Linked DNA regions of Homo sapiens: region 1 is linked to region 2. A link is an interaction called in ENCODE POLR2A ChIA-PET data of the cell type or tissue named here. Cell type or tissue: OCI-LY7. All regions are shown on one strand. Region 1 has its middle 17 kb from the start of MTFP1. Region 2 overlaps RNF215 (ring finger protein 215).

The links. ChIA-PET counts read pairs that join two places held together with the same protein. Peaks named below come from ENCODE experiments on the same cell type or tissue, not always from the same donor. Only the 100,000 strongest peaks of a DNase experiment are listed, where the experiment ranks them.
Region 1: POLR2A ChIA-PET joins it to region 2 with 5 read pairs; 2 of 35 experiments call an interaction of 5 or more read pairs at or near these places.

What each region holds. Positions count from the first base shown.
Region 1 is chr22:30,441,192-30,443,691 of GRCh38, reverse strand. No RefSeq gene overlaps it. Among named protein-coding and RNA genes, the nearest start is that of MTFP1, 17 kb to the right of the region's middle. RefSeq lists an enhancer at 983-1,032. In OCI-LY7, no CTCF peak of the experiment used is centred here; a DNase peak (open chromatin) is centred at 1,081; H3K4me3 peaks cover 488 bases.
Region 2 is chr22:30,378,813-30,381,312 of GRCh38, reverse strand. RNF215 (ring finger protein 215) reads left to right here. Exons shown (of 9, transcript NM_001017981.2): 6 at 912-1,031; 7 at 1,108-1,251; 8 at 1,500-1,602; 9 at 1,691-2,492. The coding sequence ends at 1,713. Among named protein-coding and RNA genes, the nearest start is that of KIAA1656, 2.2 kb to the right of the region's middle. In OCI-LY7, no CTCF peak of the experiment used is centred here; a DNase peak (open chromatin) is centred at 1,442.

The sequences.
Region 1 (2,500 bases), 62 kb before region 2:
AAGACCAGCCTGGCCAACATGGTGAAACCCCAATTCTACTAAAAATACAAAAATTAGCCAGGCGTGGTGGCAGGCGCCTGTAATCCCAGCTACTCGGGAGGCTGAGGCAGAAGAATCGCTTGCACCCAGGAGGCAGAAGTTGCGGTGAGCCGAGATCGTACCACTGCACTCCAGCCTGGGTGACAGAGCGAGACTGCTTCTCATGAAAAATAATATATATAGAGAGAGAGTGAGCAGGACTGGAGAGAAGATATCAAAATGGCAGGGAGAGACCATTTGGCACTCGTCCCCTGGGAGAAGGGAAGAGGGAGATAGATACGAGAGTAGGAGCTAAGAAAAGTACGAGGGGTCCACTCCAAGTGACAGGTGCTGAAATGGGGTAGAACCAACAGGACACTGACTCTGGGTTTATGTCCTCTCTATCCCTCTATCCCACAGCAGCCGTGTGCCCACCTCCAGCCTCCCATGTCAGCCTGTCCCTATGTTTAGTGTCCAACCTCTGATTCTGGCAGTCAAGCGTCTTCCCCAATCCTAACATCAGAGACTTTCAAACCACAGTGACTCCATCTTGAGTAGGGACTGGGTAAAATAAAGCTGAGACCTACTGGGCTGCATTCCCAGGAGGTTAGGCATTCTTAGTCACAGGATGAGATAGAAGGTTGGCACAAGATACAGGTCACAAAAAGTTTGCTGATAAAACAGGATGTGGTGGCTGGGTGCGGTGGCTCACACCTGTAATCCCAGCACTTTGGGAGGCCGAGGCAGGTGGATCACTTGAGGTCAGGAGTTCGAGACAGTCTGACCAACATAGTGAAACCCCGTTTCTACTAAAAATACAAAATTAGCAGGACATGGTGGCATGTGCCTGTAATCCCAGCTACTCAGGAGGCTGAGGCAGGAGAATTGTTTGAACCTGGGAGGCAGAGGTTGTAGTGAGCCAAGATCACACCATTGCACTCCAGCCTGGGTGACAGAGCAAGACTCCGTCTCAAAAAAAAAAAAACAAAAAAAACCAAAAACCCAACATAACACAAAACCGGATGTGGTAAAGAAGCCAGCCGAAAACCACTAAAACCAAGATGGCAAAGAAAGTGACCTCTGATCATCCTCGTTGCTCATGATATGCTACTTATAGTACATTAGCATGCTAAAAGACACTCCCACCAGCACCACAACAGTTTACAAATGCCATGGCAACATCAGGACATTACCCTATATGGTCTAAAAAGAGGAGGAACCGTCAGTTAGGGGAACTGCCCACTTCTTTCCAAAACTGATGAGTAATTGTTTAATATATGTTTTTTGTTTGTTTGTTTGTTTGTTGGAGATGGAGTCCCTCTCTGTTGCCCAGGCTGGGGTGCAGTGGCGTGATCTCAGCTCACTGCAACCTCTGCCTCCCAGGTTCAAGTGATTCTCTTCCCTCAGCCTCCTGAGTAGCTGGGATTACAGGCACACACCACCGTGCTTGGGTAATTTTTTGTGTGTTTATAATAGAGACAGGGTTTCTCCATGTTGGCTTGGCTGGTCTCAAACTCCTGACCTCAGGTGATCCACCTGCCTTGGCCTCCCAAAGTGTTGGGATTACAGGCGTGAGCCATCACACTCAGCTTATGCTTGAAACTACCATTGCAAAATTATAACAGTGAAAGAGATCTGAACTAACCAACTACATCTTGCTTTTTTTTTTTTTTTTTGGAGATCGACTCTTGCTCTGTCGCCCTGGCAGGAGTACAGTCGCACAATCTTGGCTAACTGCAGCCTCTGCCTCCTGGGTTCAACTGATTCTTTTGCCTCAGACTCCCAAGTAGCTGGGATTACAGGTGCCCACCATCATGCCCAGCTAATTTTTGTATTTTTAGTAGAGACGGGGTTTCATCATGTTGGCCAGGCTGGTCTCGAGCTGCTGACCTCAACCTCAAGTGATCTGCCCACCTCGGCCTCCCTTAATGCTGGGATTACAGGCGCTCCACCATGCCCGTTCTCATCTTGCTTCTAACCTCCAAGTTGTCCTTGTTCATTCCTCGGCACAGGCTGAACTAACTTTGGAAGGAACTTAGTTTATAGTTTATAGTTTAAAACAAAGATGATAACAGCCCTTTCCCAGAACAAACCTCCCTCTTGCCTGGAGACTAGACTGCCTTTGTAGGACTAACAAATTAGCCAAAAGTTTATAAATTGTGGTTTAGGAGTCGTGCAGCTGGAGGCTACAAGATTCTGACCCTCCCCAAATTGCTCCTGGGGGTGACATCGCTATTGTAAAGCCTAAGATCGGTGCTTGAGGTATTTTGCAGACCCTGCACTTGACGGATCAGCTGGCACCACACAGATCAATAAACTGGCTCATCTGATCTTGTGGCTCCCACCTGGGAACTGACTCAGCACAAGAGGACAGCTTCCACTCCCTGTGATTTCATCTCCGACCCAACCCATCAGCACTCCTGACTCACTGGCGGCCCCCCACTCACCAAATTATCCTTAAAAATCCTGATCCCCGAATGCT
Region 2 (2,500 bases):
GGTGGGAGGTACTGGGTTAGAGTGGTGACCACATCAGCTATGGTTACCTCCCACCGATGGGAGCGCACAGACCCCCAAGGGCAGCTGCAAGGGAACGCTGGGTAGAGCGGGTGTGAGGAGGGCGGGGCAGCGGGAGGTTAGGGGGGCGCATTCACCCAGCCATAAGAGGTCAGGGAGCTTCTAGAGCAAGATGTGGTGGAGGCAGTAGCCGAGGAAAGGGATAAGGTGGAAGAGGGTTCCCAAGACAGGGAACAGTGTGGAAAGGCACAGACACTGAGAGGAGGCAAGTGGCACTGCAGGGAAGGAGCTCAGGCAGGGGAGCTGCAGGGCCTGGTGTGCAGGGGAGAACCCTCTGACCGTGGGTGGGAAGTGGGTGGCAAGGAGGGCATGAGACCCACCCCCACCCAGGAGAACGAAGCAACAGGCCTTGGGGGCTGGCTCCCTCCCGTACAGGGGGGTGCGAACATTCAGGCTGGATGGGTGAGTGGCTGATGGCAGGGCCTGAGAAAGCCGACCAGGAGGAAGTGCAGGAGGATGGGGGTGGGAGAGTGAGCAGGTCCCAGGCTGGGTGCTGGGTTGCTGGGTGCTGGGTTGGGGAGTCTCTGAGGCTACCAGATAGAAGCTTCTGTGTATGCAAAACATCAGGTTTGTTGCCCAGAGAGCCCTGGGCTGGGAATGGATGTGGCTCTCCTTGGAGCTGGATGGGAAGACGTGTAGGGCAGAGTGAGTGATCCTGAGAAGCACACAATGGAAGAGACGGAGCCTTCAGAAGAGGAAGCTGGGGACTGCAGGGACACAGAGGCCGTCAGCATACCTCACCTGCCTGCTCCCTGGCGTTCCTGGGGGTAGATGTTCCTAAGGGAGGCGTGTGGGGGTGGCCCCATGTCCCTGATGACTGCTTCCCTCCCCAGAAACCCCTGCAGCAGCTGTGGAACGCCATCCTGCTGGTGGCCATGCTCCTGTGCACAGGCCTCGTGGTCCAGGCCCAGCGGCAGGCGTCGCGGCAGAGCCAGCGGGAGCTCGGAGGCCAGGTGGGAGCCAGCCCCAGGGAGCCCCAGCACCCTCAGCCCTTGGACCTGCAAGACTGTGCCCGTCCTCTCCCCACAGGTGGACCTGTTTAAGCGCCGCGTGGTGCGGAGACTGGCATCCCTCAAGACACGGCGCTGCCGGCTGAGCAGGGCAGCGCAGGGCCTCCCAGATCCGGGTGCTGAGACCTGTGCGGTGTGCCTGGACTACTTCTGCAACAAACAGGCTAGTGCCCCGGGTAGAGACCAGCCATCAGCTCACCTGTGATGCCTCCCACCTTACTCCTGGGACCTTGGAACCACCACCACCAGGCCCTTCTCCTTCAGCCCCCAGGGCCACAGAGCAGAATTTCAGGGGGGTGGGGGAAGCCGTGAGGTTTCAGTTCCCCAGCTGAGGCGAGGGGCATGGGACCAGGCACCCCCACGTGGAGTCCTGCTTCGGTGACCTGAGCCCTTCCTCCCCCACCCCTGTAGTGGCTCCGGGTGCTGCCCTGTAAGCACGAGTTTCACCGAGACTGTGTGGACCCCTGGCTGATGCTCCAGCAGACCTGCCCACTGTGCAAATTCAACGTCCTGGGTGAGCACCAGGGGTGGGGTCCCTCGGCCTACTCTGCCTGCTCCTCACCTGATGCCTCTCTCCCTGTTCTTCTTCCCCTCCCCTGCAGGGAACCGCTACTCCGATGATTAGCTGCCCAGCTGGACTCTGCACATGGGGATGGACCCTTCCTGCCTGCACCCCGGTCCTCAGCCTGGGCTCCCAGGACAGGACAGGATGGGACAGCAGGATAGACAGGACAGCAAGCCCAGTGGGTGGGAGGAAGGATGAGGGCCCCACCATGTCCACACTGGGAAGGAGGGCCCCACAGCTTCAGACTGAGGATCTAGGGCTGGGACCTGTCAGTCAAGGAAGAGAGGTCACTTTGGGACCTTCTCTGCAATCCTGTGACGTGAGTCTGCCCTCCTTACAGGCAGCTCCCAGGTCAATAAGGAAAGAGAATATGGGGCCAGTGTAGCTGTCGCCAGGGTTCTGGGAGCTCCCTGTGGCCTGTCTGGGAATTCCTGGGGGCTGAGACTACAGTGGCCAGGTTTTGTGCTTATTTATTGGGGGGTGGGTTGAGGGAAGAGCTATCTGGCCTTGGGGTACCCTGGCCTGACCGTCTTTCAGGATACTTCTTGTCAAGGCTGTCTGCCTGTTGCCTTTGGTCCTCAAGCACTGGGAGCCATGGGTCCCACTGCCTGTCCAGCCTGGCTCCCTTCCTGGGCCTGGCTAGGACCAGAGGTCTTAGAAACCGTCCTGTTCTGGAATCCTTGGCTGCGGCTTTGTGTTGCTGACCGGGATACTCGAAGCCACAGGATCAATGTGGTGCCTCATCCAGGGGCATCCTTTTTTTTTTTTTTTTTTTTTTTTAAAGAGTTGGAGTAGGGAAGGTTTAATAGTAAAATAAACGTGGCTATATTTTAACATAAGATGTAAA